Linked DNA regions of Homo sapiens: region 1 is linked to region 2. A link is an interaction called in ENCODE POLR2A ChIA-PET data of the cell type or tissue named here. Cell type or tissue: MCF 10A. All regions are shown on one strand. Each heading gives the region's core, and the rest is flanking DNA. Links, peaks and the distances in the headings are about the cores only. Region 1 overlaps LOC105375508 (a long non-coding RNA gene). Region 2 overlaps LINC-PINT (long intergenic non-protein coding RNA, p53 induced transcript).

The links. Peaks named below come from ENCODE experiments on the same cell type or tissue, not always from the same donor. Only the 100,000 strongest peaks of a DNase experiment are listed, where the experiment ranks them.
Region 1: POLR2A ChIA-PET joins it to region 2 with 5 read pairs; 2 of 35 experiments call an interaction of 5 or more read pairs at or near these places.

Annotation. Positions count from the first base shown.
Region 1 is chr7:130,850,148-130,856,512 of GRCh38, forward strand. LOC105375508 (a long non-coding RNA gene) reads left to right here. Exons shown (of 4, transcript XR_927978.3): 4 at 3,576-3,804. Among named protein-coding and RNA genes, the nearest start is that of MIR29A, 23 kb to the right of the region's middle. RefSeq lists an enhancer at 2,874-4,073. In MCF 10A, for the core only: no CTCF peak of the experiment used is centred there; a DNase peak (open chromatin) is centred at 3,644.
Region 2 is chr7:131,036,854-131,043,218 of GRCh38, forward strand. All of the region lies in intron 3 of LINC-PINT (long intergenic non-protein coding RNA, p53 induced transcript), which reads right to left. Among named protein-coding and RNA genes, the nearest start is that of LINC-PINT, 70 kb to the right of the region's middle. In MCF 10A, for the core only: a CTCF peak has its summit at 3,768; a DNase peak (open chromatin) is centred at 3,768.

The DNA.
Region 1 (6,365 bases), core at 1,232-5,231, 190 kb before region 2:
TTTTCAACTTTATAGTGGTGTAAAAATGATATGCATTCAGTAGAAACCATACTTCGAGTACCCATATGACCATTCTGCTTTTCACTTTCAGAACAATAGTCAATAAATTACATGAGATATTCAATACTTTACTATAAAATAGGCTTTGTCTTAGACCAGGGGTGTCTAATCTTCTGGCTTCCCTGGGCCACATTGGAAGAAGAAGAATTGTCTTGGGCCACATATAAAATACACTAACACTAATGATGGCTGATGAGCTAAAAAAAAAATCACAAAAAAGTCTCATAATGTTTTAACAAAATTTACAACTTTGTGTTGAGCTGCATTCAAAGCTGTTCCTGGGCTGCATGCAGCCCTCAGGCCATGGGTTGGACAAGCTTGTGTTAGATGATTTTGCCTAACAGTAGGCTAATATAAGTGTTCTGAGCATGTTTAAGTTATGTTAGGTTAAGCTATGATGTTTGGTAGGTTAGGTGTATTATGCATTTTCAACTTATGAGATTTTCAGCTTACAATGGGTTTATCATCAGGTTGTAACCTCATCATAAGTTGAGGAACATGTGTACAGAGTTTTTTTGACTATGCATATTTCTCTTAAGTTACACTAAGGGGTGAAATTTCTGGGTCATATGGTTGCTTTATGTCTAACTTTTTGAGGAACCGTCAGAGTATTTTCCAGAGTGGCTGTACTATTGTTCATTTCCAACAGTAATGTAGCAGCGTTCCAATATTTCCACATCCTCAACACTTGTTATATTTTCATTCTTCCCAACCTAGTAGTTGTGAACCACATTTTCTTTATCCATTCCCCAGCAGTTGAGGGACATTTGGGTTGTTCCCACCTTTTTACTATTATAAACAACACTACAAATAATACCATGAACAACTGTGTACAACACAGGTGTGTGTTCAAACAAACACTTTGTTTGAACATATGCTCTTCAATCTCTTGGGTATATGACTAAGAATGGAATGGGTGGGTCATATGGTAATTCTATGTTGATTTTTTGAGGAACCACAAAACTAGCTTTTACAGTGGCTGCATCATTTTACGTCTCTACCAGCAGTGGGATTCCTGCAGACTCTCATCAACAGGCAATGAAAAGTGATGAGCAAATTTTCTTTGACTCTCATTTCATTTTGCCTCTTTTATTTTGAAATTTAAATAATAGACAAAGAGGAGAGTAAGCATTTTATATTTACCACCCAGAAATGAACAACATTAGTGCATTGTTTTGGCTTCAAATATTTTTAAGTAAATAGAACATAACAGATTAAAAAACCTAAGCCCCCTTTTCCCCTTTACCACACCTATTACGTGGCCCCTCTCCAGAGATAATGATTATCACAAGTTGGTATCTGTCCTTCTAGACTATATCTTATTAGTATTACAAATATTACATGTCTCAACATGTTCTTTAAACTTTAGGTATGTGCTATCATACTGTTTTCATCCTGCAACTTGCCTTTTTTCTAAAAAGAGCTTTATTGAGGTATATAACTGGCACACAATAAACTGCACATATTTAATGCATACAGTTGGATGAGTTTGGACATATGCCTACATCCATGGAGCCATCACCACAGTCAAGTTAACAGACATAACTATAAGCTCCAAAAGTTTCCTTGTGTCCCTTTATTTTGGGATATGTGCATGTATGGTGAAAACATTTAACACAAACTCTCATCTTTAATAAATTTTAAAGTGTATAATACAGCACTGTTGACTGTGTATTAATACGATGCTATGTAGATCTCTTCAACTAATTCATCTTGCATCACTGAAACTTTCCTCTCCCCTGAAACATGTCTTTAACTGTTTTTTTGAAGTCTGTCCAGTGACGTGCTAGTAAATGTTTAACAACCAGCTTTTGTGGGGAGGGAATGATATGTAGCTTTTGCTAATTTCCATGTTGTAAATACTCTTAACATAGCTTATACCAAGCTATAGAAGTAACATCAGCCAGCTCACAAAACTGAAATGTTAGCATTTAGTTCTCATGAGCTAGCTTCAGCATGCTACTAAATCCGTCCCTGTTGATGTGGAGATCTGAGTTTTGCTTTTTAGTTTTTATATGTTAAGACTGTATCACAATGTTTTTATCCATCACCCTATTGATGGACGTCTAGACTATGTCTAGGGCTTCACTGCTACAAGATGGTGCTACAGTAAACATTCTTGTGCATAGCCCTTGTGCACATGTGCAAGGATTTCTGGAGCAGAAGGTATGTTTACTAGATGTGGAAACACTGTCCTCTGAAGTAGTTGCCCAGTCCACCCACTTCACAAGCAGTATGTGAGAGATCTTATTTCCCCACAACCTTGGCAATACTTGGTCTCATCAGACTTGGTTTTTGCCCATCTAAAGGTTATAATTCCATTGATTTTATACATAGTTGTCCCTCACTGTGAGATCCAGTAACTATTCATAATTACCTATACGCTTATAATTTCTTTTTTTCCCCCATTTAACTCCAGTATTTGTCTGTCTCTAGTTGATTGTAATGAATGCAAGAGGCTGTTGTGGAGTGTCAATGCCAGACCCCAAATAAGGGCAACACGGCTACTTAGCTTCTTTCTGAATTTAAAAGAAATGTATAGCTTTAATTTGGGAATTTAGAAACAGAAGCTAAGGTGTCTGTAAGCCTGTATTAGTTATTGTAGCCTTTACCTGCAAGCATCAAAGAACCATAGCAGCAGTGACTTAAACAATTGTGATGGGCATTTATTTCAAGCAATAAGAAGTCTGAAGCTAGTAAAGGAGGCAGTGGTGCCATCCTGGACCCAGGCTCCTGCCATTCTTCTCTGCCACCCTTAGCTGTAGGCTGTAATTCTCACGCTCCTCATCTCACGGTTGCAAGATGGCTGCCGCAGCTCTAGGCTTCACATCAGCGCTCAAGGCGGAAGGAGCAGTGCTTGAGTAGAAACACAAGAGCTTTCACATAAATACCTAGAAGCCTTTTGTCAGCATCACTAACCAGACCTGTGTCACAGGCCACTCAGTGTGTTAGGCAAGTATTTAATGGGATATATTTTCCGTCGTCCTCTGAACAAAATTGTATTCTGTTAGGATGGGAAAAGGGAAGAAGGGAATTATCTGCAACAAGAGTTATTTGGAATGTGGATTTTAGAGACATAATTTTTTCATAGTAGCATCAAATTGGGTGAATACTGGGAAATTATTCAGAGATATATACCATCCAGAACAAGAACCACCACCACAGAACACACAGTCGCCACATTCCATTGATTTATAGGCTGCTGTTTTGTTATTTTCCACTATCTATTAGGTATCTAAATTTCACTTCTCTTTGTTCCTTTTTGCCAATTCAAAAGAATTTAAAATGTTAGAATGAACAAATACTAATGAGGCGCATGTTACCTAAGGATGAGTTTTCAGGCATTCCTTGTGCCACAAATATGAAGAAAACGGAATCATTATAGGCTCTAGGGTGCGGTAGAGAAGCACATGGGACTAAAACAACTTGGATTTGTCATTTACTGTTTTGTTTGTAGGACAAGTCTCTTTTAGTGTCTCATATTATTGACATAACTCATGAATGCTTTTTTCCAGAGTTGATCACACTTAACAATATGTGCAGGCAGGACCGAAAAAAGGTGTGGTGCCTTCCAGCCCATAAATCAAAGGTGAGTCATGAGAATGCTGTCCATTAAACAGGAAGGAGGAGATTTGGATATGGAAGTAGGACATGCATTAGATTCCACAGCAATTAGGCTTTTCCATAAAAGAAGCATCTGCTTTTGGAACTTGAAAATAGAATAAAAGAGGAGCATTTAAAGGAGTTCTTGAAGAAGGCACACCAAGGTACTCGACTAATTGTAATTAGCTAATGAATACCTCCTGTAATAAAGCCTGAACTGTGGAAGGGAATCATTGATCGGCTTCCCAGGAACACCCTGTCACTGTACTGTACCTGCAGTGTATCAGCATTCGGACACAGACAGTGGGTGTGCAGATGTGTGTCTGTGTCATTTGGTTTTATTCATTTATTGCAGTTTCCATTTTATATATTATTCTAGTATAGGTCAGAGAAGCAAAGAGTCATCTACTCTCAGGGGCTTGTTTAACATTTTACATACCCAGTGGAAGGATTTCCCTTCTAACTTTGCTAGATTCTAAGCCTGAAATTAGAGGGAAAAAAAACTTGAACTATCTATTTAAATTCCATATCCAAGTCTGATCTATTCCACAGGAGTTCTTATCCTGAAGGAGCATGGCAGCAAATCAAGGAACAAAACTTAAAGCTGACTGTCCCTTTTTTTCCCACTGCTCTCTACCTTGTAGGGTGACAGAGAAACTTTGATGGGATGTTCAACTTCAGTAATTTTGACTCCTTTTATTTTTATTAGGAAATAATATTTTCCTTACAATATATAACAAGTATTTTCTCCATTGTGATTTTCCTTATGTCTGAGGACCCAGAGATCCTTGGAAGTCAGGCAGAGATGAGTTCAAATCCTGACTCTGCCACTTAGTAGTTGTGCAACCCTGACTGTATTACTCAGCCTCGGCAAATCTCCATATCTTAACCTGAAAAATGGGGATAATAATATATGTGTTTTGCAGAGTTTGTTGTGAAGATTGAGTGAGATTAGGTAAAGTGCTTAGCACCATGCCTGGAATTACTGAGTGCTTAAATGCAAACTGCAGATTAGTAGGATTTCATCTGTGACTTAACTTCATGTACTTCTTTAGGAAAGCATGTATTTTGTCACATGGGGCAAGTACTTGATTATTAACAAGAATGGTCTTCCTCAACTTCGTGGAAGCAGTGCACACCTCAACACTGTGCATTGCCTCCACGTTTGTGTACATGTACTTAGGAAAGGGAGCTAGACATTCTCACCTTCATTGAGTTGCTGTGAGGGTAAAATGAGAGTTTGCATTTCATACCTGACACACGGGGGACTCAGCAGATGTTAGCTCCCTTCCACTATGTCCCCCACTTTCTGAATCAGTCTGTACTTCCATAAATGTATCTTTTCTCTTAGAAGGGCCATCGAGAGGTGGAGGCAGAGAAATGATTCTGGGGCCAGGGGTCTTCCTCCAGGGCCCTTGTAGTCAGATTCTTTCCTTGTCTTGGACGATCACTCAGATATTTGGATTAACACAGCTAAGAGATACAGTGGCTCTCTCCATTTCACAGATTAGCAGGACCAGAAAGTCAATATGAAGAAAGCATTTACTGAGTGTCATCACCAAGATGGCAAAATAGAAGGCAACCTGCTCATATCCCCCAACTACAATATGGGTACAAGAATTTTTGTACCCATCTACAGTCAAAAGTCTGTCAGTGGGAGCCTCAGGATTCAGATAGGAGTTTGTGAAACCCTGAGAGGGCGCAAGACCTAGGAGGGTTGTTTTGAAAGTACAGACCAACACCCAGGTCAGTTGATCTGGTGAGCTTGCTTCCAGGTTCATGCCTGGAAATGGCCAAGAAAGTTTCTGCATGGATAGGATCATTCCCCAGCTACAGCAGGAGGGGCCAGAGCTGAGACTGGGACCCCTTGGGGTCTGCCGTTGGCTACAGCCCTGTTTGGCCTTGAGCTTGCAACCGAAACTATCTGCCAAGGAGTCTAGAAGGAATTGCGCATACTAGAGCCTTGGCAGAAAGACTCGTCTGTCCACTGACATCAGTCTCAGCAGTGAACCTGGAAGTGGCCCTGTGGCTCTGCTCCAGCCTTTCTCAGCTGATGTCTCAGTTCAGAGGTGCTCATACAAGGACCCAGAAGGAGACTTGCCCATATCTCACAACCCAGAAGTCTGAATGTCCCCAACACACTTGCCAACCTCTGTCTCATAGCAGATCCCAAGTGGACTCAGTCTCAGCTGCACCCTGCCCTCTGCAGCAACCAGGGAACTATCCTATTTGTGCTGAGACCTGCTGGGAGATGTGTACTTGTCTGGCCCAACAAGACAGACTCTTTAGCTTCCATCCCACAACAGATCCCAAGGACACCCAGACTCAGCTCCAGCCCCTCCTGCTGTAGACAAGAAACTAGCTTATTTGTGCAGAAACTTGCTGGGTGATATAAACCCCTCTGAGCTGAGACTGGGCTCTCCAGTCTCTCATAGCACATTCCATGGGGCCCAGTCTCAGCTCTAGCCCCTACTGCTTCAGTCTAGGAACTACCCCACTCATACAGGGACCAGCTGGGTGATGCATGTTCATCTGAGACAATGAGATAGGCCCACCAGCTCCTTCTCACAGCTGATCCTGAAGTGGTCCAGTCTCAACTCCATCTCCTCTTGCTGCAGTTGAGAAATGCAGAGATCTGCTGGGAGACACACTTGTCTGGGCCACAAGGACAGTTTTCTGGACTCAGGTCCCTCAGTCCAGTA
Region 2 (6,365 bases), core at 1,360-5,359:
AAAAAATCAGCCAGACGTGGTGCACACTTCTGTAATCCAAGCTACTCAGGAGGCTGAGGCCTAAGAATCGCTTGAACCTGGGAGGTGGAGGTTGCAGTGAGATGAGATTGTGCCACTGCACTCCAGCCTATGTGACAGCGTGAGAATTCATCTCAGAAAAAAAAAAAAAAAAAAAAAAAAAAAAGCAAGAAAATGGGGCAAGAAAAAAGAAATACACCAGTGGAACTAAATAGCCGCCCCCCCCCCCGCCCCTACAAAAAGACATAGATCTACATAGACAGAAGTTTGTAGGACAGAATGGCACTGTGCATTGGTGGAGAAGGGTTGCAAAGGCAATTAAATGGTGCTAAGACAACAGGTCATCCATGAGAAAAACAAAATTAGGCAACTATACCTCATGCTATACACAAAACTATTTTAGAGGGACAGCAGGTGAAATTGTGAAAAGCAAAACTTTAAAACTTTTAATCGTAAACAGAGGATATTTTATATGACCTCAGCCTAAGGGAGAATTTCTAAAATAATATACCCAGAAACAATGCCCAAAGGAAGGATGACATTAAAAGAAAACTCTTATTCAACAAATGGCATTATTTAAAAAGTTAACAATCAAGCCCCGAACCAGAAGATATTTTTACTCATATAGACCACAAAGAATTGATATGCAGAATATATAAAGACTGCCTACAAATCACTAAAAGAAATCAACAGAAAAATCACATGATTAGAAAATGTCCTTCACAGAAGAAACCCAAATAGCTAAATAAACACATAAATTCTCAATCTTCCTAGTTATCAACCAAATTCTAATAAAACTACAATGAGATATTACTCACTAGTTATCAACCAAACTCTAATAAAACTATAATGAGATACTATTTCACACCCATCAAATTGGTAGAATTAGGACTTGACAATACCAAGTGTTTATGAGGACACGGGGTGAGATACAACCACTCCAGAGAGCAATTTCATTCTAGTTATTAAGTTTGAAATTGTGCATACCCTAAGACCTGGTAATTTTTTGGTTGTATACCCCAGATGAACTCTGGTGTGTGCACTAAGGAGAAATATAAATGAATTCATATAGCAACATTTTTTAATAGTGAAAAATTGTAAAAACTTAAAAGTCTCTCAATAGGAAAATATATTTTAAAATTGTGACATATTTTGAAGAACTGAATACCATAAAACAATTAAAATAAATGAACTAGAGCTACAGATATTAATATAAGTAAACTCCAAAAACATAATATACAGCAAAAAGGGCAGGCTCAGACAATGTACACAATATAGACTGTAGTGAATACTGAGGTGGCTGCTCAGGTCTCTCTTTAGGACTGAAGAGCTTATCCCCCAGTTTCTAGGGGTGTTGCAAGTTAACAGCCCTCAGTTGAAAGAGTCACCTCACCAAGGTCTCATCCCTTCTTCAGGGGTAGCCTTCTTCCCATAACTGGTCAATGTGAAGCTACCAAGGCCTGGCCCCTCACCCCAACGTGGTACCATCCTCAAGGGCTACCCCACCTTCAGCATCCCCTTTGGGATCAGCTGAGGCCTATCTTGTGATCGGACACCACAGCCCAATTTCTCCCTTGGCCCAATTGTGCTTCCTCCTATTCCACAAGTGTGAATCCTAAAATCTCCTTAACAAACTTCCTACATGTTAATCTTCTTTTCTTTTCTTTTCTTTTTGGATACGGAGTTTTGCTTTGTCACCCAGCCTGGAGTGCAGTGGCTTGATCTCGGCTCACTGCATCCTCCACCTCCCAGGTTCAAGTGATTCTTCTGCCTCAGCCTCCTGAGTAGCTGGGATTACAGGTGCACACCACCACACCTGGCTAATTTTTTGTATTTCAGTAGAGATGAGGTTCCACTATGTTGGCCATGCTGGTCTGAAACTCCTGACCTCAAGTGATCTGCCCGCCTCGGCCTCCCACAGTGCTGATTACAGGCATGAGGCACTGGTGGCCCCCAGCCTTAATCTTCTGAGTTCCATTTCCCTTGGAACCTGACTTGCAACAGATACAATGTATATCGTGTTTTAAAACATGTACCATAATACAATTTATGTTGTGAAACAGTATTATTTATGTTTGGGAATGCGTGTGTATTTTGTAAAACTGTAAAAGCATGCACCAGAATGACGAACACCAAATTCAAGAGAGAAGTTACTTCTGGAAGGTAGAAAGGAGGACAGGCTTGTGGAAGCACACACATAATGTTTTAATAACTACATTACATTTTCATTCTTATACTGGATACTGTATACATATATACTGGTTAGAGTATTCCTTATGCTTTCTTTGTATATCCGAAATTCCATGACTTTTTAAAGTAACCTAAAAGGAACAGCTTGCCACTGTATCAACCATTCTTCACTTTTTTTCTGCTGCAATAAACAAATGGATGACATTCATGTGGCCAACAGAGAATAATGGGTGTTCCCACATTTTGAAACAAGAACAAATTTCCTGTTGGAAATAAAAAAAAAAATAGGGCTACAGAGCTCTTTTTGCTTTTTTTTTTAAAGTGGCAATCTTGAGAAGTATTTACAAGTTTGTAATTCTATACCATGCACTAGCAATGATCACTTTAAACAGGCTACTACACAGATAATATAAAACTATGCATAATTTCTACAGTAATTCCACTTCCCTTTCTTCTGCTCAAGAAATTACTGGATTTCAAGTGACCGAAATTATAGTGATAACTTTGACTTTGTCAAGTTTCACACATCGTGGGGCCAAGATTTGAGCCAGGGCAGTCTGACTCTGAATTTGAACAGTGTTTAATTGCCAGGAACAAACCACAGGGAAAACTTCTAAACAGAAGAATACAGAGCAAAAGGAAATGCCTAGGATTGTTCTTTCTAAATTCTCAACATTTCCCAATACAAAAAGTATTATGGTATAATTACAGTTCTATAAAACAATGTGCTCTATGTATAATAAAAATACCAGCAAAATAAAGAGATTACCTGAAAATTGTAAATCGAAGGACACATTCACATAACTGAGATACAACTGGATTTTTCCCTAAATTTGTTAGATAATTCCACAATTGCCAATTTCGCTCTGTTTGTTGAGATCTGATCTTGGTTTCAAATTTTAAAATTTCACTGTATAATAAAATGAGTTCCATGTCCCTAGGGTTGGGCCACGGAAACAATGTTCTTCTCTGTTCCCACCCAATGTGAGCTATGTATGACAGCAACACATCACATAAAAGGATCTAGAAGCTCAAAATAAAAGGGGAAAAAAAAGTATGTGGGAGGGGAGCAGGATGAAAAGATTAAAATATTTTCTAACTCACTAATTTGAAGCAAACAGGTTTTGTACATATCCAAGGCACTGAGCACAAACAATCCAATTTCAACTGATGTTAATTATTCAGGACTACTACTAAGAAACTAAATTTTAAGTTCTATATTTGTTTAATATAAAAAATTTATAATACAGTTACAAAGGAGGAGAAAAACAAAACAAATATATCAACATGGTCAGACATTGACAATAAAAGATTGTTGACTGGGAATGAAATATGTAACACTCTGTCAACAAAGCTTTTCATACCTTAAAGGAATTTTATACGTAATCCCTTCCTCTTAACCCATTATGTGTTTCGAGTTCCTCTTTCTCCTGACACTGTCAAAAAATCTTTTTCTTTAACGTTTTCCCAGTAATCCAGTTATTCCTAAATTTTCAGCGACATTTTAGAAAGAAATCCAAACCTCAGCTCAGGTTAACATCTATACAGGCACTCCCTCTTGTGGTACAAAGGGAAACTGCCTGTTTACTCCAGCGCTCAAGCCCAAGAAGTCCTTTGAGTTTTAGCGCACTGAAGCAGGTTCTTTATTGTCTTCATTTTATAGACCAGGAAACAGCACAACTGAGGTCCAGCAACTTACTTCCTCGAGGCATAACAACCAGAGAACTGAGATTCAGCTCAGATGTCTGATATCCCTATCCCAAGGCCATGCACTTTGCACCATACCTCATGATCTACAACATCTATTCACCCTGTTCTTTTTGTTACCAAATTTCCAAGAATACCTGTAAAGCAGGTAGTGTAGTGACCACATATTACTGAAAGATGCATTTAATGCAATAAGAAGAATCTAATTTTAAACTTCTACTGTTTTGATGTAGTTTCAAAGCAGCTGCTTAGCTTGTATTTTCAGTTTAATATATTCGTGATCATTAACAAAACAGCGAAGTGAATAATGGGCATAAATTTTCCTAAGAAGAATCATTTTCCATACTTATTTTTCAATATTATCAAAAAGTATGTAATTTTGTGGGTTTTTTTGTTTTTTTTTTTTTTGAAACAGAATCTTGCTCTGTTGCCCAGGCTCGAGTGCAATGGTGCAATCTCGGCTCACTACAACCTCCGCCTCCCAGGTTCAGGCTATTCTCCTGCCTCAGCCTCCCGAGTAGCTGACATTACAGGCGCACACCACCATACCCACCTAATTTTTGTGTTTTTAGTAGAGACAGGGTTTCACCACATTGGCCAGGCTGGTCTAGAACTCCTGACCTCAGGTGATCCCCCCGCCTTGGCCTCTCAAAATGCTGGGATTACAGGCGTAAGCCACCGCGCCCAGCCGTAAACAGAATTTTATTTTGTGTGTTATGGACCCACTTGTAACCAAAAGCGCTTCTTTGAAGGACAAGACAAATAATTAGAATTTCCAAAATAATAAACTGTCATCCTTATTTACATGTTAATGTCAATGGATCTGAATAAAAGAATTTATGCGGCCGGGTGCGGTGGCTCATTCCTGTAATCCCAGCACTTAGGGAGGCCAAGGTGGGTGGATCACCTGAGGTCAGGAGTTCGACACCAGCCTGGTCAACATGTGAAACCCCGTCTCTACTAAAAATACCAAAATTAGCCGAGTGTGGTGGCGCATGCCTGTAATCCCAGCTACTCAGGAGGCTAAGGCAGGAGAATCGCTTGAACCCAGGAGGCGGAGGTTGCAGTGAGCCTTGATCGTGCCACTGCACTCCAGCCTGGACGACAAACTGAGACTCAGTCTCAAAAAAAAAAAAGAAAAAGAAAAAGAATTTATGCTTTGTGTTAATGGCATGTCATAAAATTTCAAAACCTGCTGATTCCCAAACACCTATTTTATTTATCTTCATCATGAATTTATATGATGAAAAGTACCTCCTTTACAGGTTTTAAAAGTTAAATGAGCTATACAAGTCAAGGACTGGTTAGTCTTTTATAAAGTTCACCTTTTTCATCTTCCTTTTACCAGAGAAATATAAAGATGTACTCCCATAAATGGTAAAAATACAGAGGGAAGAAGGCAAGACAGCAAGTAGAAAAAATAATTATCAAAAGCACTACTGAATTCTTCAATGTGACAGGTTTTCACCTGCAAGAATTTTTCCACTCTGGAAATGCCCCGAAGTGTCCCACAGTGATTCCACCTGTACAAGTGAGACTACAGCCCATGATGCTGCCCAACCACAGTTGGCCAAGACCTCCCTAGCTGCCCCTTTCTGCCTGATGTGCCACGTGTGTCCCCCCCCAGAGCTGGGCCATGGAGCAAAGAGGATCAGCTTTAAAGCCCAATCAAACGTAGGCTGCATTCCCCTGATCAAACCTCCAAAGTGAATTCCTGGTTTCCTAACTCAATAAGCAAAACAAACAGATGCAACCTCCAAGTATTTTGTATTCCTCACCTCAGTGAATTCCCCACCACTTGCTGAGAAGGCCACGGCAGAAGCTGAACTAATCCTTGACTCCTTTTTCTCCAATATTCTCCCTATCCTGCCAGTCAAAAGGGCATATAACTCCCAGTCACTGAATCTCTTGACTCAACCTCTCTTCTTTAATCCCAATGCCACAGCTTTAGATAAAGTCCTTCCAACATCTTGCAACCTGGATAACAGCCAAGTCCTATTCATCCCTCTCAACCTGGCTCTTCCATGCCCTCCTGCAAGGCCTTCCCCAGCCCTTCTCTGTGGATGCCCCTCCTCCGTTTTGAAGCAGACTGGATACCAGCCCCACCCCGCCGCCATGCTTCTTTTATCCTTGCAGGTGGGTGTGTCTTTATCTTCAGGGTGCCTGAAACATATGAGTGTTCCACAAATTTTTGTTGAATAAGGGATTTCCTTTTGAGGGAAGGAAAAAGTGAAAAAGCACAATTTGGTTAACTAAGCTGGTACTTTATTTGGAAAAATGGCTTAATGAATTTCAGTTTAAGATCCGGTTTTTTCCAAAATAAATTTTTTCTGTTTGCATAAACTTGGGCAGAATCATGGGCAGGATGTTCTAGGGTCATTGTATTTTCATTAAAATTAGGTAAATGTCTAACTGAAAAATGCCCACTTTTACCCAAGTAAGTAAAATTC